Linked DNA regions of Mus musculus: region 1 is linked to region 2. The links are chromatin loops, found by intact Hi-C in ENCODE. Cell type or tissue: left cerebral cortex. All regions are shown on one strand. Each heading gives the region's core, and the rest is flanking DNA. Links, peaks and the distances in the headings are about the cores only.

The links. A loop is a pair of places that touch in the nucleus more often than their neighbours do. Peaks named below come from ENCODE experiments on the same cell type or tissue, not always from the same donor. Only the 100,000 strongest peaks of a DNase experiment are listed, where the experiment ranks them.
Region 1: a loop joins it to region 2, with 1.9 times the contacts of the local background. A loop is called at or near these places in 4 of 42 quality-filtered maps.

The regions. Positions count from the first base shown.
Region 1 is chr4:151,330,325-151,342,484 of GRCm38, forward strand. The region is part of intron 5 of Camta1 (calmodulin binding transcription activator 1); the gene reads right to left. Among named protein-coding and RNA genes, the nearest start is that of Gm45960, 110 kb to the left of the region's middle. In left cerebral cortex, for the core only: a CTCF peak has its summit at 5,213 (motif pointing right); DNase peaks (open chromatin) are centred at 5,223 and 9,317.
Region 2 is chr4:151,467,791-151,479,950 of GRCm38, forward strand. All of the region lies in intron 4 of Camta1 (calmodulin binding transcription activator 1), which reads right to left. Among named protein-coding and RNA genes, the nearest start is that of Gm30344, 18 kb to the left of the region's middle. In left cerebral cortex, for the core only: no CTCF peak of the experiment used is centred there; DNase peaks (open chromatin) are centred at 4,515 and 6,574.

The DNA of each region.
Region 1 (12,160 bases), core at 2,211-10,210, 140 kb before region 2:
CTCTCAGCTACTCCTGCACCATGTCTGCCTGGATGCTGCCATGTTCCTGACGTGATGAATATGGGCTGAACCTCTGAACCTATAAGCCAGCCCCAATTAAATGTTGTCCTTATAAGAATTGCCTTGGTCATGGTGTCTCTTCACAGCAGTAAAACCCTAACTGAGACAGTACTCTACCTTAAGATCACTTTCCTCTATGACACATACCAATGAACGAATGAATGACGAATGAATGAACGAATGAATGTAGAACACATATAGAATCTCAGAAGCACCAGACAGCTGGTTCTATGACGTTTTTCAAGTTAACTCACAGTTAACTCACCTTGCCCCTAGGAGATGGACAAGAGATGTAGTAGCCCATTTTGCTGATAAAGAAACTGAGGCAGAGTAAGTATTTTGGTGACTGGAAGATTTATATTCATTGACAAAAGCTACTGTGGCTAAAAATGCCCAGGTGTTCCCATCTCACTGAAAGGAAAAGGCGGCGGGGGTGGAGTGGGGGTGGGGGGGGAGGGGACCTGAGGCAGACTTCCAGATGATTGTCAACAGAACGTGCCCATCTGGGTGTATGCAAGCAGGCGTGCCCACACCACTCAGGCTGCTGTAGCTGGGGCTGAGAGCAGCCTTGCCCTGGCTCTCTCTCCAGACCCCACGCGAGTCCCTTTCTCAAGATCCTGATTTGTAGTTATCATCCCTGAGGTGGTCAACCCCTGAAAAACACACTTCCTCAAATCCGGGTTCCGAGGAGTATACTGTGGGCTCAGACATGAATATATCCAAAGTCTACACAGGGCCCTGCACGGGCACGGGTCCTCCCTTCTGACCATTTCACAGCGACTAGTCCTCACAGTGGCCAACAGGGGGCGCTGAAGATACAACTGAACTAGTTTTAGTTTCCAGATGGGGAAACTGAGGACATTGGCATATCCTGCCAATGTCGGGAAGCTCGGAGCCTATAGGGAGACCATGCTCTAGAGAGTAGGAACCTGGAGTTAGACAGGCAGAGCATTAAAGCCTACCAACCACACATATTTTATTTCTATGATCTCTGTGTGTATGTACGTGTGTGCTCATGCCCATGTGCGTGTGTGCTACAGGGCCTTGTGATTTCTAGGTTTTGATGGCAAAGCAGGGAAGGGGCTGGGAAGGTCCACAGGGGTCCTAGGATCTCAGACTCGTTTTCCTTGGGTCACATCCAAAAGCTGTCTGGATTCTATCGTAATCGCTCATCCCTTCACCCTTCAGACATATTTACACAGTCTGACAACAGACCACGAATCTCTTCGAACTGGCCCCTCCTTATGAAGTTCACACGGCTGGCTGCTGTTAAGGGTGGCTTCGGTCCTCTCCATCAGCACGGAAGAGAGAAGTGTTCCCTTCCAGTGGGCATTGTGTTTGTCATTTAATTAATTAAACTTAATTCTAGTTCTTTTTTTTTTTTAAGATTTATTTATTGGTTATATGTAAGTACACTGTAGCTGTCTTCAGACACTCCAGAAGAGGGAGTCAGATCTCGTTACGGATGGTTGTGAGCCACCATGTGGTTGCTGGGATTTGAACTCCGGACCTTCGGAAGAGCAGTCAGGTGCTCTTACCCACTGAGCCATCTCACCAGCCCAAACAGACATTTTCCTATAGTCAGAGGACTGCTTCCGTGGATGGAAGATGGTAGCCATTCACAGTGGTGGTGTATCCTAGACAGGCAGAGGGCTCCAGTGGGCCTCCTGAACAATGGCATTGGGTGTCAGGCTGGGTCACACCCAGGCACTGTGTTCAAGGAGTGTCTGAGCCCTTACGCTAGTGCACAGAGCCTGGGGAAGCTTTGAAATGTCTAAAAAAACCTACCCCAGGCACTGCCCTGCCCCCTGCCAAATGCAGCTGGGTGATTTTGCCAGTGAAGGAGGTGGGGGTCTATTCTGAGTCAGCTGCTGTCTCGTTATCCCAAGGAACAGAGCAGACAGCTGCCTGGGATCCAGGCCGACTGTGATGAGAGTATTGTGCACCACGGAATCTACGCGGCTCTGCAAAGAGATACTCAAAGGCGTGCACATACTCGTGAGCACACACACCTGCTATGCACACTAGAGACTCACGAGTCTTCCAGGGATCTTGGGAAAATGTCCTTCACGTGTAGTATGCGACACCACCGGCAGAGCATGTCAGGTTCCCACGGCCTGGGGTCTCAGTGGTACTTGCATTTTGATGTCGTGAGGGGCTTGCAGCCTCCTGGGCTATGTGCACAGCAGCCATGTTTGATACAGACACGTCACTGTGTGGTCCGTGCTCAAGGACTCTCCAGTCAGGAGATCTACACCGCGAGCTGTGATGGACATGCTCTGCAGTCCATAGTTGCTGGCCATGAATATTCATCAGGGTCTTCCTGAAGGTGTTGCTGAATCAGGGATTGTGAGCCAGAAAGCTTACCCACAATGCCATGCAGCAGGCTCTGAGCCCTGTGAAGACTCCTGACCACTGTCGGGGTTCTGACCATCTAAGTGCTTAGGCCACCTTGCTGAAGCAGCCTTGACACTGCTCAGCCACGGGGAGTTCACTCGCCACAGGTTTTCTCAGGGTCACTTTCCCTGGCTGTGGCTCTCCCTCTTCCCACAGGTTTTCTATTTTCTGACAGGCTGCCTTGGAGCAAGCGACTCCCAACTTTCCACTCCCAGTTCTGTCTTATGGTGGCTCCCAGTGTAACCGTGCATCTAGGGCGCACACCTTTAGGCACGTGTTTAAGGATGCTTCCAGAGAGATTTAACTGAGGAGGGAGGGCCCACTCTGAATGTGGGGGGCAGCACCCCAGAGACTGGGACCCCAGAAGGATTAAGAAGGGGGCTGGGCACAGCACTCCTCTCCTGTCTTCCAATGGGTGTGACCAGCTGCCTAGCTCCTGGCACCCTGCCTTCCCTGCACAATGGATGCTACTTTCTGAAACTGTGAGCTGAATAACCCCTCTGTCCCTAAACCACTTTTGCCAGGTATTTTGTTAGGGCCTAGCTCAACTTTAAACCAACTGCCATTTGACCTGAATGCTTTTCTGCAAGGAGGAGAGACTATGAGGTCAAGATCCCCTGTTCTTTGAACCACCAAGCTTCCAGTCACCATCCCTTAAAAGCTCATTGCCTCAAGGCAGTGGCTGACCACCAATAGACCTGGCACACTGGGTTCATCATGCTCCATGGCTTACGTGGCCTGTGCCCCTCAAACAGGTCCAGGCCTTGGCTCTCAGGCCAACAGAGAAGGCCCATAAGCTCTAAACGCATTTGACAATTTATCTGAGAGGAGAAGAACTTGGAACCCCAGGTGGGGAGTTTGCTCTTTCCCCTTAGAGATTTTTTTTCATAAACGCTAAGTAGGTGCTGGTGGGATGGCTTGTGGATAATGGTGCTTGCCATCAAGACTGACAACCTGAGTTTGATCCCTGGAACCCACATGGTAGAAAGAAAGAGCCAATCCTTCTGAGTTGTCATCTGAACTCCACATGAACTTCATGGCATGCACGCATACATTCTTACATACATACATACATACATACATACATACATACATACATACTACTTTGAAAGACAAAAAGCATTAGGTATCAAAACTCCTATACCTTGGACAAAATGCTTAGCCTCTGTAAGAACTTGCTTGTGGCATGTGATATATGTGTGTGTCATGCACATGATATATATGTGTATGTGTGATGTCTGTGCATGCATGCTGTATGTATGTGTATAGTATGTGTGGTATATGTGTGTGTAGTATCTATGTGTGCACAGTATGAAGATGTATAGTATGTGGTATGGGTTCTTTGTGTGTGTTTGTGTTATCTGTATGTGCATTATGTATCTGTATTATGGTATGTGCATGTGATATGTATGTATGTATATGGTATTTGTGCATGTGTGTGACATGTTTGTGTGTGAATGGTGTGTATGTGTAGTATTTGTGTGTGACATATATGTGTGTTTATGTGTATAGTATAGTGTATATACATGTGCATGGTGTGTATGTCTATAGTATGTGTATGTGTGCCAGTGGATGGTGTGTATATGTATTGTACTTGTGTGTGATGTGTGCTGTATATATGTGTATAGTGTGTGATGTATATATGGTATGTACATGTATAGCATGTGCACGTGTTTCATGTGTGTGTGGTGTATATGTGCACAGTGTGTTCACATATGTGGTATGTATGTATATAGTGCAGAGAAGTCAGCCTCCAGCATACATGTGTGGTGTGTCTGCAGTATGTATGTGTATAGCATACATATGTGTGTATGTGCAAGCGTGTGCATTCCTCTGTGTGTGTGTGTTGGCCATGAGCACTTTACCACGACAGAGACAAAACAAAGGCTATTGTGAGGGCATTTCCCAGGAGCACACTAAAAGAGTCTTGTCCGCATCCTGGCTGCACCTCTGGGCTGGACACTCGACCTCCATGGTAGCTTCTGTTCTCCACTCCCCTCCCCACCCCCAATCTCAGAACAGCACTTTGAGTTCCCTAAAGTGGAAACTATGCCCTAACACAACCCCCTTCCCTGCCGTTGTCTGGACTTGGTGCTCCTGTTAGGGGTGCTGGAGCCATGGTCACCAGACTTCCACATGCCTTTCCTTGCCGCTGCCTGAGGACTTGATGGGGTCCTTCCCATCCCCCATCCTCCAGCAACCTAGAGACTTACGATTTCTCCCAAAGTCTCTTGGGAGAGCAGGCATTGAGCCTACACGGCTGCGAAACCCCAGCGTTGCCCGTAGTGGGTGCCCGTGTTCCTATAGTCTAACCTCTTCCTGTGCTCTACCAGCCTCTCTGGAACCTGAGCTGAAGTTCAAAGGGCACAACTCACTACTCACCGTCAGCAGCAAAAGCTTCCAAGGTCCCTCTCGTCCCACCACGCAGCTCTGTACAGAACAGTAGCCCTGCCTGGCCCTCAACTGCTGGGACGGTGCTGCCCCAGCCAGCAGCATTCCTCCCTCAACCGAGCCAGGCTGGCGCTGCCTCAAGGGCGCTGAGCTAGCCTCGAGTGCGTTCACAGAAACCTACCACTCACCCACAAGGGTCGCTTGGTGCCACCCTCATTTACAGGTTAGCACACGAAGGAAGCTCGGGCAGAAAAAACTGACATCCAAGGCCAATGGACTGTCACCCAAACGGGATATCCTGCTGCAGCAGAAAAGGGGATCTCAGATGCAGTCTATGGAGGCAGTACCTCCCAGTGACCTGCAGGGGGCAGGGCAGAGGCGCCAGCAGGGAGGCAAGCCTTCAGCCCAGACTCACCCCGCACAAACACAAGGACCTGAGGTATACTGCTCAACGCCACTGCCACTCACTTTCCTGATATTTTTTATTCCAGCTCAACTGTAAAAGTAATGGATAATCTACTGTTACACTAAAAAGACCTTTATTTTACGCTGGTCATTAACTGGAGGCTTCCCGGTGCAGATTGGTTCTATTAGAGACTTGAAATTGCTTATATCAATTTCCTTGTTCGGCAAAGACTTTCTTAAAGTGTGTTATAAGTAGTTTTCCCATTGCCCCAAAGGAAAGGGCTCAGCTGGGCTTCTTGCAGGGGACCCTCAGCCAGACTCTAGAAATAGCATTGAATACTGAAGACAGTCCCCAAGAAGCTGGCAGCTGAGAGGTCCCTGCCTAATGGACAACAGCAAGAATACAACCTTCTGTCTCCAGCTCTGTGTTGATGGAGGCAGAAAGACTGCATTCCAGAGATGTATACAGATAGAGAAGTTTGTGCTGTGGACGCTGTCTTTCTGGGGATACCAGAGGGTCAGCACAGCAAAGGAACACCAAAAGCCAGTGTCTAAGTACATGTTCTGTAAGAAGGGTATGGGGGTGAGCTCTCAGAGATAGCAAAAAGGACCAGATCTGCACAGGAAAGGGAGGGCAAAGGGCATTTCAGGGGTGGGGTGAAGAGTGGACAGTGTGGATACCACATTGAGACTGGTGACTCACCATTCAAACATGAGGACCTGAGTTCAAATCCCCAATATCCACATGACATAAGTGCCTGTAATCCCATCATCCCTAGAGGTGGACACAGGAGACTTCCTGGAAATTTGAGAGTCAGCTACCCGGATGTACAACAGCAGCAAATGACAAAAGAGAGACTTGTCTCTGAAGGTAGAAAGCAAGGACTGACTCCCAGGGTTGTCCTCTGACCCACAAATCCACACTGTGGCATGTGCACACTTGCACACATGAACACACAAAAGGTTAAAACAATATTGCATTCGAAGCATGGTCCAACAACCACGCATTAGTGATGAGAGACTAAGAGCCAAGGTCACCGTGGCAGACCGCTAAACAATGGTTACGTAAGGACGAGGGAGAGTGACAGGTGAACTGTACCAAACTAGAAACGGCAAGCACATTTGCCCTCTGCCTCAGCGATCCCATTTCTGGAATGCGTCCCGCGTCTGTACTTGTGCAAGCAGCAAGTGATGTATGCACGGGCGCACTCCACATATAGTATTTCTCATAGAAAAAAACCAACAGCAGTGAGTTATGGCGCTGTGAGTTTGGAAAAAGTAAAATCAGAGGAGGTAGCAAAAAAGTTCCCTGCAACAGTGGCAGACACTCTCTGGAGTAGCTCATTAAATCCAAAAAATATGACACAGCTCTGAGCAAACGGATGGGACGTGTGCAGAGGCGCCAGTGCACTGCCATGTGCATCAGTACAGAGAAACACCGGCCGCGGCAAGAAAGCCGGTGCAAGCGAGCGAGCGCTCAGTGGACACCTCTTTCATTTTAGTACCTCTTTGATTTTGAGCCACATGAGCACATTAACATAGGCAGGAGGATGGCCGTTCAGAAATGTCCGTGCGTACCTCTCTGGAACACACAACTCAATGTCATTCGTGGCAGAAGGGACTGTGCAGCTGGGTTGGGATTGGGGCCCTGAGCCAGAAGGTTACTCAGATGGGACACTGCAGAGGCTGGCAGTTCTAGAAGCGGAGCCCCTTCTCTGGCTGTGGTCAGAGGGGGCGTGCAGCTGAGATGAGAGGAAGGTCAGAGAAAGGCAGAGTTGTGGCTTTGAATACAGGTGGTTGTGTGCCAAGAGATGCCCCAAAGCCAGAGACTGGAGGGAAATAGGGTCTCTCCCGAAGCCTCCTGTAGGAGCCTGCAGGATGAACTGTGATTGTCAGGAGACAAAGCCCTGGGCATGTCTATGTAGGGGGTTGGGGTTGGGGTGGGACTGGGACTGGGTTTGACTTCAGATGTTCAGAACTGTAAGATGCTAGGATCAGTGTTACTGTTAGCCACTAAATTATCGCTACACAAGTCACAAATAGCAAGTATGTTCTTTTTGTTGTTGTTTTAAGAAAAAGAAAAGCCAGGAAAGCACGCGTGGAACACGTTTGCTTCTCTCTCACATGTGACTGGGTCACGGCAAGAAGCCCAGCGGGGGGCGTGGCTGTTTGCATCTGCTTTCCAAACACTACAGGGGGCGGGGCAGCCCAGAGTCAGGGGCCTGACGCCCTCCTAGGAGCTTCCCCTTATGGGGAAGGTCCTTTAGAGCAGTCCATCCTGGAACTGCTCTGATTGCCTTCGGAGCATTGGACAAGGTGCTTGTTCCTCCTCCTTCAGAAGGCGGTAGCTGAAGCAGTGTCCTTGCTGGAGGCCAGCTTGCTCCCCTTTGCTAACCTGGGTGCCTGGCCAAGTGATTCACAGAGAAGAGCCAGAGTATGAGGTCAAGCCCCACCTGTGCGACTTTGGGGGGGGCACCAAGCACACAGAGGTCGTATTTGTGAAATTCAGAGACTCCCCACCTGTGTGTTTAGGGAGGGAGCACTTAGGGCTTTCAGGGTCCCCTCGGAAGCCAGAGTCGAGGGACACCTCCAGTGACACTGTTGGCCATTATGTAATAAGCCAGCATCCGCGTGGCCCTGTGGCAAGGGGGAGTTACTGAACAGCAGAGGGGCCGGTACGGCTGGCAGGAGGCAACTCCAACCTCTCCCCCCCCACAGAGGATCAGCCCAGGCTATCATCTCAGGCTGAGCTGGACCATGGTCATGTCCTTGTCTTCAGACAGCCACCATGGGCAGAACTTGTAAGGTTCTGTTGGCAGGACCCCCATTACATTCCCAAATCCTCCTGTCCCTAGGACTCCCTCACATCCCCTGACCAGTTCATGTGCTTCCTTGAAAGCCCAGAGTCACCTCCTCTGGGAAGCCCTCCCTGGTTTTCTTGTCTTCACTACATACTTTGGGAGCCATCTCTCCTTCTCCACCAAGTGTTACTGTTATTTCTGTGTCTTCTTCCCTCACTGAGCTGTGAGCTTCTTATTTTCCCCAAATTCCTAGCAGAGTCCCTGGCATATAACACTCACTCATTCATTCATTCATTCATTCATTCATTCATTCGTTCGTTCGTTCATTCACCCATTCATTTACCCACTCATTCATTTATTCATCCATATGTTCATTTATTCATTCACTCATTTGCTCGTTCATTCATTCATTCACTCATCAGATACTCTAAGCACCTTTTGTGCCGGGGCCTTTTTAAGTGTAAGAATAAAACATAGAGATTGTCGGTTCTAGAAAATGCTTGGAGACATTTCCTACCAGTGGAGTCTGGCAGGAACTCTGAGGGCAGACCACTCTAAGGTTTCTGTGATGTGTTTTGCCCTTTGATTCTTTTCTAGTTTTGAATTAATGCTTGTGTCCCCGACTCTCCATCAGCGTTTGATCACCCCTCTTCATACTATAGCCCACTGGCCTGGCCCGATTTGTGCTTGCTGCAGACCTGACTAACTGCAGACCTGAGGCCAGGAGGGGGAGGGAGAGCGAGAGACCTGGAGGGAGCTACTGTGTGACTTGGCTCTGTCCCCACAAAGGCATCTGATGGGTCCCGTGTCTGCCACAGAGTAAATCAGAGTTCCTTGTTCTCTCTAGTTTAGAATATGGGACAACCAACCAACCCCCATAAGGACAGGGTGGCAATGGCCTGAGAGACCGACAGGTTCCCTGTGGCAGCTGTGTGCGCACACAGACAAAGCTCAGGCTGGTTCCAGTGGGTAGAAGAGAAAGTTGGGGTTGGAGGAAGGAAACAAGCCAAGCCTGGGTCTGAGGAGACACTGTGTATATGTGTGTGTGTGTGTGTGTGTGTGGCGGGGGGCAGCCCGCTGGGTTAATGCCTCCTGACTCATCTTCTGCCCACTCCCCTGCATCTACTTCTCCCACGAGCAGATCATAACAGCGCCTGGATTGGACAGCGGTGCCTCTTCAAGCTTCAGCTATTCCAGCAGGAGCTCGAGGCCTGTGCAGCCCTTGTCACCAGCTCCAGTGTTCCTAGACTGAGAAGAGAGCAGGTGACTCAGTTCTCATTTCAGGGAGAGGAAAACTACAGAGCTAGTGACTCACTCCTTCAAGGTGACTCAGAGTCTGTCTGGGACTGTAGCCCAGTGACCTAGTTCCCAGAACGCACTCTGGAGACCAAGGACATAGTTCCAGGGTGAGCAGGGAGGGAGCAGGCAGCAGGAATGGGGCACCCTAATCTCAGAACTCAGGTCCTTGTACAAGAGCAAGAAGCAATTGCCTTCTGAGGAGCATCCATGCGCCGCTGGGGGGGTGGGGTGGGGGTTGTGACAGCATCACAGCCTGAAAAGAATGTTCAGATGTAATCTAACAAGATGCGGGCAGGATCCGTGTTCTGGAAACTGTGAAGGGCTGATGAAAGAGATCAGAGACCAGGAAGGAGAGCCAGGCACCGGGCTGACTTATGGGAGCCTGGGTAGCCACGAGCTGTCAGCACCCGTGAGCATCCCCCAGATCAGACAGTCTATAGACACAATGCAGTTCTGATCAGAATCCCAGCAGGACATGCTTTCTGTAGGAATTAACAAATGAATTTTTAAATTTACCCAGAAAGGCAAAGGAGGGAGACTTGCCAAAACAATTAGGACAAAGAATGAAGCTGCGAGACACACCCTACCTGGTTTTTCGGAATCAAGCTACAGTAATCAAGACAATGTGCACCTGGCAAAGAGACAGATACCAATAAAGGAGGCCTGAAATAGAACCTCACCCATACAGTCAATCGATTTTCAATGCGAGTGCAGAGGCAACTCTGTGGACAGAAGACGGTCACTTCAGTTCATACTGCTTGAGAAATTGGATATCCACATTAAGGAGAGAGAGAAAAAAAATCCTCAATTGATACTCACACCATAAGCAAATACAATCGTTAGGCAAGTCACAGATAGACTTAAAACTGTACACTAGCAAAAAACCACATAGAACTTTTGTGTTCTGGCTGAAGCAACCCTTGTTTTGATATTGGCCAGTCACAAACAAAAACAGAAAAGCCCCAACCACCACCACCCACCACTACCACCACTACCCCACCACCACCAAAGCATTGAGAAACTTGACCTTATTGAATTAAGGTCACCTGTCCTATGAGACACATTGCAGATGAGTGTGAAGGTGAGGTGACAAGCTAGGGACCTTTCTTACCAATGTTCTTCTTCCAAGGAGGGCCTCCTTGCGAGCCACATATAGAACAAAGGGCTTGTGTCTGCTCGGAGAAGAACGCTGGCAAGAAAGGTGCCAGGCAGATAGCTCAGTGAGTGAACCTCTCGCTGTCTAAGTGTGAGGGCGTGACGTCAGATCCCCGACACTCATTAAAAACATCTCTGTGTAACGTCGGCTGTATGGCAAGTAGAACCACGTCAGCCGACAAGGAACTGGTAAGGTTAAGCAGATTCAAAAACCCCTGGTAAATCTCATAACTGAGAACGGTAGGCATTAGAATCAACTCCAGACCAGGTTCCTGTCCTGGAGAATGTGACTACGACACGCCTCAAAGAGGACTATGACAACCGGTCATGTATTGCAAACACCTAGAGTTCTCCATGCTAATGAGATGCCTAGACAGGCTCCAATGTTTAGCCAATGAGCTGCCTGTTCTGGGCATTCCTTTCTGCAAAAGGTATTTAATCCCTGGCTCACCCTGAGTAAGATGTACGCAACCTCACCCAACACAAATAAAACAGTTTGGACAAGCAAGGACAGTCTCCTTCATCAAGGACTGCTGCGGGGATGGGGGGTGGGGGTGGGGAGGTCTTTGACATAAAGAGCCATGCCTAATCTCCCATAGAAGGCCTGTCTTCCAGCCCTTCTGTACTTCTGACACTTACTTGGAAACAAATTGGATCCCACCCAGCCTTGGGCTCATTGTGGGTCTTCGGACCCCTGTTCCCAACTCCTTGTGGTCCCCAGTGGTGTACACAGGAGTTTGAGAACCACAACACCTGCCCCAGTCCTTGGTGTTTTCACATGGAGAAACACGGACTGAGACCCCTACTTCAGACTGCACTTCGCCTTCTCTGAGCAGCGTGCCAGCATTCTGGCATCCCAGCGGCAGGGCGGAAACACAGAGAGTTTGGCCATCTGAAATCCCAGTGCGGGGGAGGCAGACAGGTGGATCCTAGAGCCCACTGGTCAGTTAGCCCTCTCAGCCCCTGGTGGGCTCCAGATTCACTGAGAAATCCTGTCTCAAAAAAAGTAGGTTGAGAGAACCTGGGATATAGCTTAGTGGTTGAAGTACTTTCGATCAAGTGTGAAGACCAGAGTTCATACTCCCATGACCCATGTAAAAACCAGGTAGGCATTGTGGCCTGCTTGTAATTACAGCACTCAGAAGACATGGAGGGGGTGGGGTGTGGAGCAAACTGATGTCTATAAAGCCACATGGGCAAGCTCTGGGTCCAGGTGGGACCTTGCATCAATAAAGAAGATAAAGAGCAATCAAGGAAGGCGTCTGATGTTAAGTTCAGGCCTTTGTACACATATGCACATGCATCTGTACACAGTTGTCTCTCTCTCTCTCTCTCTCTCTCTCTCTCTCTCTCTCTCTCTCTCTCACACACACACACACACACACACACACACTGTACATGTGGAAAGCAAAAATATAAGGTGAAGATTTATTGAGAAGGACACCTGAATGTCAACCTTTGGTCTCCATATTCACACATATACACATGCACAAACCCACACAAACACATACATACATCACAGCACACACATGCACACACACATACATACATCACACACACACACACACACACACACACACACACACACACACACTTTATAAAGTTGATAAGAAAAACAAAGAAAAAAATGGCCATAACATTTCAAATGTCAT
Region 2 (12,160 bases), core at 1,326-9,325:
GAAAAAAAAAATTAAAAAGAGAAGACGAGAAGGAGGAGGAGGGAGCTTGCGATTCTCCTTCCTGGTTGAAATCAATTTTTCTCAAGGAGACAAGGCAATATTCATTGTGCGAGAAGGGACTAAGGAGGCCCGCTAAAGGCCAATAAATGGAGCCGTTCCGATGAAAACTTCCTCAAATCAAATGTAGGGGAACCTCTTAATGGGCTTTGTTCTTCTTTTCCATAATCCATAACTATTAAGAGAAAGATGGGCAAGGAGAGGCTACTGTAAAGGGATTGCTGTGTAAACATCACACGGAATTTTCTTCTAGGGAGAGCCAGGGACCACTGTAAACACTGGGCCCCTTTCACCGTAAACACTGGGCACCCAGGCAAGCCAGGACCATGGAGCCTGTCTTAGGCCCCAGGGAGTTTGTACTCTAGGGAGAAATGAGGACTATGAACAAGCAGATTCATAAAAGCCAGTGAGGAAGATGGGTCACAGTGGGAATTCTATGTGTTGAGGCAGAAATTGTTTTTAACTTTTTTTTTTTTTTTTTTTTGCTTTAGTGCAAACCATAAAAAATTCATTCTGGCAAAAGAGCCATATTCTGGTTGCAACCTGATCAGGAAGGGTGGAAGGTGGGTGGTGGCTTCTCCAGGCAGTGAGCGTAGGAGGCCCAGTCCTGTCCAGGTGACCCCACAACGTGGCATAGCACCACACCCATAGCTTCCAGTGAGCCTTGCTCAGTTACAGCAGGCAGAGCTCCAATGAACCATGTCTGTACCTGGAGGCTGACTCTACTGGCTCTTTCAGTCCTGTAGGTGAGGTAACCAAGGGCTTACAGCTTGGCTCCTGGGGCAGGAAACACATAGACTCAGAGCAGGAGTCCCTCTGGCTCTGCTCTCAGATGGGCTCACCTCCATTTGGGAGCTGAAGGGGACTTAGCCTCTACATGGCAACTGGCCCTGACAAGTCTGCCCTGCCAGGCCGTACGTCTCCACCACCACGCTTGGCAAAGCAGGATTGCTCCCAGCCCTAGAGTTGCCATGAAGAGAGAGAGAGATCTTCACTCTGAGCTCAAAGCAGCCGCTTGGCTCTCCAGAAGAAGACCCACCACAGAGGTTGCGTACCAAGTGTCTCTAGGTGACATATGGGGCTGTGGTGTGCAGCTAGCTGGACCTGCACGGGTCTGCATGATGCAGAAGAGAATTGTGTCTGGCTGCCCAGCCCATGTCATGGCTTAGAACTCATATCTGGGCCGACACCTCTGCTTCCTTCCCCCTTCCTGCCCATTCTGCCTCTAAGACCTGCCTGTTTATAGCTTCAGACCCAGCCCAGAGGGAATATGTTGCCTTGATCTGCTCATAAGGGAGGCGTCTATTGGCTTCATCGTGTGGACTTGACTGCACCCCCCAGGTTGGGAGCCCTTAGCTGTGTGAGACTAGATCTGCTTCCTTTCATACAGTTTCAACCATGACCCCGTCCCAAGCTCTTAAGGGTCCCTTGGTCTATGGTGTCTGATCAGCAGTGGGCATAGAGCTAAGCCATGTGGTAGTCAGGATGAAAGCTCTTCTACAAGAAAAGCTACACAACAGGCCTTGGAGGCCCAAACGATCACATCTTGGAGGAGCCATCTGCACCAGCTCCTCCCCATCTGACCTTGTTCCCAGAGGCTGTGACTGACACCAGAAGTCATCCTAGCTGCCCATTACCTCTCCTGGATCTTTTGGGCTTGAGCTCCCAAGCATGAGAGCCCTGAGTGGTGACCTCCATTCACAGGAGACTCTGAGTCAGGAACTGTCTGGACCCTGCCTGATTCTTGCAGTGACTCATGGGTAGGAGATACCATGCTCTCATTCCTCTCCAAGATGGATCCAGAGAGGCAGATGGTTTCAAAAGTTCACATAGCTGTCATGGTGGCCCTAGCATTATCCTGGATCGAGAGGTCTGATCCCAGGCATGCATTTTGACCACATGGCCTTTTCCAGAAGCTAAGCCTGAATTCAGAGCCTCAGGAAAAAGCCTCACCCAGCTTGTGCCCTTTGAGAAGAGGCTTTCCGGGGAGTTGACACGTCCTGGGTATCCCATCCCCCTGTCCAGTCCCTAATCATGGACACTCATGGTCCTGCCTTCCAGAGTCCTGGATGGCAGCCCCATTCTACAGCACCCTCCGGATCCGCCCCTGACTTTTATTAGTTATGGCGAGACTCGAGCTGCAGGTGTTTGGTCCACAGGGACCTGGGCACCTCCTCTCTCCAGAGCTCATAAATCAGAGCCTCATGGTCTAACAGCTACGATGTTCCCCTAATCATGTTACTGCAATATTAATAAGGCTGTTTAATGCAACCGGATCCTTCTAAATTGTCACATAAAAATTTGGTAAATGTCAGACACATCATTTAATAGAAAGCGATGCTTTATTGCCAGGGGATCTGGGTGGCTGGAAGGAGGAGCAAAGAGCCCAACCAGGATGACCTCAGGCAGGTGACCTCAGGCAGGTGTCAGGAACAAAGCATTCCTGGCATGGGCTCACTTCAGGCCTTTCTTCCCTGGCAGCCAGCAGTCTCCCTCAGAGTCCACTGTAAGCCAGACACAGGGCAACACCCTTGTTATAGTGGACTGTTGCTCCCACTTGAGAAGAGCAAGACAGCATGCAGGAATACTGCCCCACAAATGAGCAATTTAGCATGCATGTGTTGGGCTCATATATCCAAACTGCTTCAGTCAACCTCCTCAGGAAGGACAGAGGCTGCTGCACTGGTATGGAAGCACGGGGACATAGGGAGATAAACATTGAGCACAGCCTAATGTCTGACAGGGAATACAGACACGTTGCTCCGGCTGGGATGGAGAGATAGCTTGATTGGAACTCCAGCATCCACAGAGAAGGCTGGGTCTGGAAGAAGGCTGCTCAGTCTCCTCCTTCCAGGAAGGATGCTCAGCCATCACTGGAGGAGAGTGGGTACCAGGCTTCCAAATTGAGAGTGCCACTCTGAGAACTCATAGATGAGAGGAGTATGTGGTTCTGTGCCTGCAACCTCTTTCAGAGAGGAGACAGACACAGAGACGTGAGGTTGGGACATCCTGCTGTTAGTCCTGGGACATACCCTGTTTCCATGGAGTGTTTAACTCCAGGGTCCTAGGACAGTTTCTGTTCCCCTCTAGTCATTAAAACCCAGGATGAGTCTCACTTCTCTGGACTCATTAACATCAACCTTGCCTGGGGTGCCCACCTCACCAGTCCTTACGGGTGACTGGACATGCTCACGTATTCTTAGGACCACTCCCCCAAGAGAGACAAGTCCAAGCTTCATAAACCCAATGTTTTCAAATTGATGTGTCTAAGGAGTGTGTGTGTGTGTGTGTGTGTGTGTGTCTGTGTCTGTGTCTTTTGTGTATGTGTGAGTGTATGTTTGTGCATATGAGTCCCTGTGTGTGTATATGTGTATGTGTGTCTGTGTCTGTCCCTGTGTGTGTGTGTGTCTATGTGTTTGTTTGTGTGTGTGTGTGTTTGGCTGTGTATATGCGTTGTGTGTATGTGTTTCTGTGTGTGTATGTCTGTGTCTGTGTGTATGTATGTCTGTGTGCATTTGTGGGTGTGCATGTGCGTGCATATATGTGTTGTGTTGTGTGTGTGTGTAGGGGGACCACATTAGCCTGAGTATACATGTGGAGGTCAGAGGTCAATGTCAGGTATCTTTCTTCATTGCTCTCCACCTTACTCTTGAGACAGAGACTCTCAATGAACCCGAAGCTTACCACTTCATCTAGATTGGCTGGTCTCAGGGATCCTCCTGTCTCCACCTCCTCGGACCTGAGGGTTTGTATACACACTGTCATGTCTGGCTTTTATGTGGGTGCTGGGGATCAAACTGGGGTCCTCATGTTTGCACAGCGGGCACTTTACCCAGTGACCACAGGCTGTACACACCCAGTTTAAAAGAATAACCCTGCTGCTTGCTAGTGTCAGACAAGTCCCCAGGTCACTGATGTGGGGAGTAACAGAGTCCTGTGGGAGAAGAGGAGAAAGGTGACCATAGTCCTGCCTCAGTGTGCTGCCCACTCCAGCAGGCTCCCTGCCCTTCCCCCTTTGCTTTAGTAGACTTACTTCCAACCTGCTTGTCTCAGACAGGGAGACTCTGGTTCAAGGAGGCTGGGTCAGGTCACCATGCTTTCTGCCATTCAGAGGCCACAGTAGTGAGGATGTGCCATACTGTGAACCAAGACTTGGGGCAGCAGCCATGTAGGATGGCAGAAAAATGGCACTGTAGTAGGGGTGGCAAGATGCCATCGGTCCATCCAGAAGACACTGCCATCCAGGGCCCTGGCAGAGGGCTGGGCAAGGACACCTGCCAGTTTTAAATACTCCCACGGTGAGAGGGTGGACTGGTCCTCCTGCCTTGCCCTTGATAACCAGCTGACCCCAGCTCAGCCTCTACACTCTGCCAGCCTGCAGGCACGGAGAGTCTCAGATCTGGTACGTTTCTCCAAAATGATGATGCTGTTTAAAAATAAAGCCAGTACGCAGCAGATTTCCTGTAAAAAAATCCTTAATTTTAGCAAGTGAAAATAGTTTTAGAAATCTGTTTCTATCTTGGATTTCTGTGTGTGCTCAAAGACAATCCACTCCAATTTGGCCAGTTCCAATTTTGCCTCTTTCTTTTGAGTAGAAGCTGAGCCACCCCACAATGGCACTGCCTGGGACAGGGCAGGGCTCATGCACCCTGGCCAACTAGTCCAGGCTTGCCAAGTTCATTGATAGCTTGTTCACAGCCTGACCTTAAACCGCCACTCTATTTTCAGGTAAGCTTACAGCCTCACCTATAATCAAACCAGCTCTGGAGGACCCAGAGGCTCCTGTGACAGGCTCCAGCCTCCTGTTTCCAGCGAGACCCTGCAGAGGTGCAGTGGGGCACATGGCCACGCATCTGTCGTGACTGTTCAAGGGAGTGACTATGGTTTATAAATGTGCTGTCATCATCAAGTACTCACAAGCTCTCTGACCCTCGGGGCTAACCAGGCCATTGGGCAGTCTTCCGCCCAACTCCTTAACAGAGCCCAGAAGATGGGATGGTGCCTTCATTAAATCTCCCACAGATGCGAGCGGAAAACTGCGATCTAATAAAGTTAAATGCATCTAATAAAATAAAATTTGAGATTAAAAGGAAGTTGCCTTGCATATTCATGAGCCACGTGAATGCTGAGAGAGGGAGCGTCTAATCTCCTTATTCTTGGGGAGCTGAGAGTTATTGCACGCCAGGAAGGGTTCTTAGCAAAGCTTGGCCCCGCAGAGCCCAAGGAACCAGGAATCCACAGAAGGAGTGCTTACTGCCGTCACTTTTCATTACCATTTATTTGGAATAGTTTCTTCCCTGTAATCTCAGCAACTCCCTGTGCATTTTGGGACAGTGACTGCTGGTGAGCCATAATCCTTGGCTAATATCCTATAAGCCTGATTCATAAGCCACAATTACTTATATCTGGTCACGAAGGTAAGAGTCACTTCCTCCACGAAGTCTTCTTGACCTCATGATGACCCAGTATGTGTTTCCCAAGCAGCCTTGCTCTCCCTGTCTAGCATCCACTCCTAAAGCACAAAGACTCACACATAGAGGCACAGGCATGTATGTGCACATGTGTGCACTCTTATATGCATGTATGTGCACATGTGTGCACTCTTATATGCATGAGTAGGCACAGGCACAGACAGGCACATGGACACACACGTATATACACACACTGCCCTGTTGCAATCTCCTTCCTCTTTGGGCTGTAAGCCTAGCAAGGTCAGAGACTAGCTCAGCTTTGTCATGACGGCCTGGCATATACTTGGAGAAACATTCAAGTTGTTAGATCATGAAGGGGCAGCAGAGCCCCAAGTTGTGGCTCATGGTAAGATGTACCAAGGGGTGGCTCGTGGGGCTGGGGATAAGGGAGGTGCCCTCTTCAGCAAGGAAAGGAGATTCAGAGAGAAAGAATTCTCAATGCTGCAGAGAGTGTGTGCCGGACTCTCTCGGCTGCTCCTAGGCAGGCAAGACACCAAGAAGAGGGAGAAGCTGGGCTTAGGAGGAGAGAACATGGGAAACCAGGATTGGAGACACAGTCAGCTTGTTGACAAACTCCTCTGTGAGGCAAGAAAGTCAACACATGGATGGGACACCGCCAAAGGCAGAGGGGTGTGCTGTGCAAGGAGCCATGAAGTGTCCCATGTGGCGGCATGGCCCCTGGAGCACCTCTAGGAGGGCCAGCATTCACAACCCAACAGATGCAAGTTCACCCCCACCCAAGCCCAGATACTATTTCAAAGTCGGGGCATGAAGTGGGACTTGCAAGGACATGCAAGGACATGGTCTAAAAGGTGCCTTAGCCTGTCGTTGACAGGGCAAAGGAAAGGAGCCCGGAACGGGGAAGGGACGGCAGGGAGTGCAGGAAGGGATTAGGTGTGCCCCACACGCTAAGCCTCTGCCTCCCCCAGCAGGCACACGCAGACCTGCAGCTCGGATCCTCATAGCCAGAGGGTCCGAGGAGCTGGGCCAGGCGATGAATCATCACCCTGATGGGGACAGAAAACATCAGCTTTGCAGGTCCCACGGCCTGTCTGACACAACACGCAAGGGATTTTCCCGACAGTATCATCCGTTTAGCTGATGGCCCTGAAGTATTTCATTTAGCTGGAAATCACGCCTGGTCCATTTCCCAGAGCCGGCTGACATTATGAGAAGCCCGTGTGACGTGCCTGCAGGAAGGCAGCTCAATACCCCGTCACCTGCAGTCAGGGCCCCACTACCCTCACACGGGAGCACGGGGCTCAGGTGGCTTCTAGAGCAGAATTGCTGCTTCCTGCTAGGATGGGCTCATAGCAAGCCGGGGTGTGTGTGTGTGTGTGTGTGTGTGTGTGTGTGTGTGTGTGTACATGGTTTGGAAAACAGTTTATCACACGGCACCAAATTGTCACAGGTCTCCCTGGCTATTCTGTCAGACTCTCCCATTCCCTTCCTGGATTTATCTCCCTTGATGGACCAGGAGTTTATTATCTCCAAACTATTCCAATGACTCGAATGCAAGGTCTCCGGCCCTGATTCCACAGCCAGTGAGCAGCAACGCTCAGGGATCCTGACTTGATCCATGAATTCAGAGGCTGTGCCCTTCACTGTGGTCCATGCCCCCGTCCCCAAGACCTGCTTTATGGTATGTCACGCTACCTGGGAAGGTTTTAGGAAGGGCTCAAGTCTCATAACCAAGGGCACGGTCAGTGAGCCTGATCGAGCCTGCTCCGTTCTGGAAGAATACCTTTCCCAAGACCAAAGGGCTCTGTCGCTCTCTGAGCCCTTGTGTGTCAGCACTCTTTGTGGCACAAGCTGGAGCACTTGGGTGTCCATCAGACATGCAAATGAACAAATGGGTGAATGAACGGACAAGTAAATAAATGTCACGCCTGACTGAACACTGTCACCTACGGCTCCAGCCGAGCGCCACCGTGTCCCCCGTCACAGGGCACTTCCCATCAGGGAGGCTTCTCTTACAGAATTCAATCCTTTCTGAGTTGCCTCTAATGTTCTGCGTGATGGCTTCTGAGAAAGCCATGCCATCAATCTGTGAAGAAGCCCAGCATTTCCTGCCTCTGGCCCTGCTGCCTGGCAGGCTCCTTGGCGAGTTCCCCACCAGGACATACTCTGCCGCTAAGTGACCACAAGACCAGATTGGAGGGGGGCAGCTGTGTCACTGTCTGAGGGGTGTGAGGCCTGAAGGGTGGGAAACAGGAGATGGTGTGGCTTTAATGATTACAAGTCTTTCCTCAGACACCATCTCTGCTGTGTCTCTCCGCTCTTGGACACTTCCCGTCTGTACCTGGGGTTTGGAGGAGGTCAAAAGTCAAAGCTGGACCCATGGCAGTGGGCTGAGATAAGGAGCGTGCTTGGCTCCTGGGACATAGTTATTGGGTTTGGTTTTTATGATTTATTTTTATTTCGTGTCTACGGGTGAGTTGCCTGCATGTATGTCTGTGCATAACAGTTATGCAGTGCCTGGAGAAGCAAGAAAAGGGCGTCGTGCCCCTAGAATCGGAGCTACAGATGGTTGTGAGCCACCATGTGGGTGCTGGGAACCAAACCTGGGTCCTCTGCCACAGTGGTTAGTACTCAGTCTCAGAGCCATGTCTCTAGGCCTGTGGACTCAGACATGTGTGCTCTGGAAGCACTCCGGTAGGGTAACAGCCATGGGTGGATGTGCTGGGCTAGGGGCACAGAAAGGAGTTCCTTTCTCCCTGCTGAGCTCAGACCGTACCAGCCATGGCCTTCTAGAGTAACGAGTGAGATTCCTGACCTTCTGGGAGGATAAGAGCCACAGGGTTGAGGCAGCCCCTGTGCAACCATTTGAATTGCAACATCTCCCACTTGAGAGAGAAGAGAGGCTTGCAAGGCCTAAGAAACTCATAAGCCTCAGGAAGCTCACAAAACCTACAAGATTCAGGAAGCAGTCAACTATTGGGTAGGAGAGAAACTCTTCAGAGGAGCTGCCTACAGTTTGGGCAGAGAGCTCCAGAAATTTTGTGTGTCACCACCCATGCTGGGGTGGGTTTTTTAACAACCGCCAGACCCCCATATGCTCCTGTAGGATGTCCAAATAAACTCGCTGATTCACCAAGCTAAACTTAGGTAGCATCATTTCTTTGGTCTATTGTCAGTGCCCTCTCTGGGTGGTTTTCACCTCTTTCCAGGGTGTCACGTAGCACCACAGGCACCCAGATACTATCAGAACCAGAGATCCTCTGTGAAGAGCAGCTGCGCAGCCCCTGGTGTAGGTCACTCTGGGATGTGCAACTGAGGCTGGTCTGTCTGAGACCGGAGCATCCATAGGGACAATCTTGATGAGCCACAGGGTTGAGGCAGCCCCTGTGCAACCATTTGAATTGCAACATCTCCCACTTGAGAGAGAAGAGAGGCTTGCAAGCCCTAAGAAACTCATAAGCCTCAGGAAGCTCACAAAACCTACAAGAAACACCTGTTCCTATCCAGTACATGGTGTGCTGTCTGCCGTGGATGATAAGACACGCTAACAGATACTGAGAAGCCTGAGTGTGGCATGTTCTTAGGGGCAATCCCAGAGTGGCCACCTTCCTCCATGTAAGTGGGTGACATGCTTCCTTAATGAATGGGGCCCACCAAGAGAGTACAGAGCACCCCCTCCCAGTGTCTGGAGAAATGGAACTCATTGGTATTAGACATATGGGGCAGAATTGCAAGCAGGTTCTGCTAATAGTTGCACGGCCCCAGCTGTGGGCAATAAGACATGCAACGGAGCCAATTCTATGTGTGTTGTCTGCAGGGAAAGGAGATGCCACAGAGCCACAGAAGGTAGGACTCATGAGAGGATGACTTACAGAAGTCAGGTTAGTCTCTGACTGGGAGAGAGAGAGAGAGAGAGAGAGAGAGAGAGAGAGAGAGAGAGAGAGAGAGAGAGAGAGAGAGAGAGAGAGAGAGAGAGAATGAATATGAAGGTGTCAGCTTGCTATTTCCCACAGCCAAGGGGAAAGGAACTTAAGATGCATCCATGCTGAAGATCCACTCCTGGGATTCAAGAACTATAAGCCCATGGGGGAAACAGGGGAGGGGGGAAGAGTGGGAGGCATGCGCACCAGAAGCTGTGCCTCGGACCTGACCTTTGACATAGAGGAAAAGTCCCTGGTTTTGCCTGTGTGAGGGCGTCCAGGGAACGTACGACAATCAGGGATTGCTCTCCATCTGAACTGCTAAAGCTGGGGAAGGCTTTTTAAAGAGAAATGAAAGCTGGAGAGATGGAGAGACGGTTCAGTCTCTAAAGGCTCATAATCACAACGAAATGAGAGCTTCTCACAGGCTGGCCTGAGACTCTGCAGGACAGGGAGGCCCACGGGGCTACACTCTGAGTGCCTCGGGAGTGGAAGATCTGAGTACCGTATCGTCACTCCTCAGACAAGAGCTGGAGAATCTGAGACAGTGCAAAGGAACTTGGTCCCTGATGGACAGGTCCATGGGAGCCATTAGGGACGCTCAGGTCCTGCCAACTGAGGTTCCCACGGGAGCCTATTTGAGTTCCTCTCTGGGACTAGATGGCAGAGGAAGGGCAGATATTACTGATGGAACTGAGGGTTCCGAGGATGGTGTTCTGGGTGGGGCTGTGTTCAAAGGAAAGCCAACAAAGAAGTTAGTGGAATGGAAGAGAGGGTAGAAAGACCATGGGCGCCCAAGGTTAGGGGGAGCAGAGGAAACCAGCGCCATCTGGACTTGTCAAGACCCACACTCATGGCAGCTGTGGTTGTATTCGCAGGACTGTGCAAATCAGGCCAGTCAACAGTGCAGTGTGGGTGGGGACGGGCTCATGGGCCTCCACCCCTCGCTGAGGAGTGACTGACTCATGGCTGCTAAAGAACGAAGAGTTTTCTTTAGGGGTGGGGCCCTTGTTAGGTTGGCCATAGGCTCCTGGATACCACATTCATATGGGAACACTAGTTAGACACAGTGGGTTGCTCTTTATTTAAAGGAAGGGGGAAAAGACCATGAAGTTGATGAAGATGTGGGGGCATCCTGAAGTTTAGAGGGATGAGTGTAATTAAATTGTATTGTCTATGTGTATGAAATGCTAGAAGAGTAAATAAAAGCCCTATATTAAAAATTAAGAAATTAGAGCTGGAGAGATGGCTCGGCAGTTAAGAGCATTGGCTGCTCTTCCAGAGGTCCTGAGTTCAATTCCCGGCAACCACATGGTGGCTCACAAGCATCTGTAATGGGATCTGATGCCCTCTTCTGATGTGCATTAAGGCAGAGTGTTCAAATACATAAAATACATGAATAAACAAATTGAAAAAAAAAAGAAGACGTTAATTCATCAGGGACCTTGTAACTATTTTGAGCTTTAGTGGCTTTGCTGAACCCCATAGTAGACCATTATGAAATGGATGGATCTCAGACATATTCATCATGCAACCAAGCACCAAGGCAATCCAAGGGAATGGAGATGGGAAACCAGACAAAGGAATCATTGGGGTCACTCAAAGATTTGTGTCAAGCCCAAGTTCCCAGGGGAAAAAGTTGACAGAGTCAAATGTGCCATGAGGCCCCTGGAAGATGCTAAATCCCAAGTAACAGGCAACCAACGAGTTAGTGGGGCTACGGAGGTAGCTATTTCCTCCAGGTACACCGTGTACCATTCCTAGAAGGGATGATCATTCACCCAGGACCTTGTCAGGAACCAATTATAGCCAATGGCAAGGCAATAGCTTTGGCCTGGTGTCTGCCCAGAGACTCTAAGTCAGAGGGAGCCCTGTAGAGGGTACCAGGCAGAAGAGGTGGAGTGTTGTATAGTTATGTCCTCTGAATTCAAACATTTCCTCTCAGGAGCATGGAGACTCACAAGACTCTGGAATCTTACAGAACTTACTGAGTAAGCAGGCTAATGGAACAAGATTCTTCCAGGACTTACATAAGCAATAAACGGGGAAGATCCTCTCGGGTGGAGCTGCCTGCGGGCTGTGTGGGGAGCCACAGGGGGTGTAGCTTTCATGAGTTCTCACTTGTCTGCAACGCTTCGCAGCTGCCCAAGTCAGACACATTCATATAAGAGACCCTCGCTCTTGAATGACCCCAATAAAAGTCGGTGGTTTGACAAGCTAGATTTGGCTGAGTTTCTTTGATCTGTTGCTGGTGCCCTATCTGGGGTGAACAGACATTTGTCCACATTGCCTTAGGAAAAGTCCCACAACTTTGTTTTTCCTGGACTCACAGAGAACAGAGCAAGGATGACAGCCCAAAGACTGCGAGTAGCAAACTCTCAGTGGTCAACAAGAAGGAAGACGCTATCTTCAGAGCCTAAGGAGGGAAACTGGCAGGACAAGAATCTTCCCAGAATGCCCTGCTTCCTCCTTGCTCTGTAAGACCTGAAGCATAAGATTTTAGAAGTTGTTCTATCCTTTGAAGGGCCTGGGATTTCTACCATGGCAACTCAGAAGTGATCTATTTCAAACCAAAAGTATCTGAGTCTCTCACTCCGAGAATGTCTTAAGCCCCTTTAGGGTTTCATGTCTGGATAAGGCTTTCTCAAACATGGACTCTGGATAATGTCAGCTCAGGCAGCTGTGACAAAGGGTCGCAGATTGAACCCACACCTTCACGGGTCTGGAGGGGAGAAGTCAGAGATGAGGGAG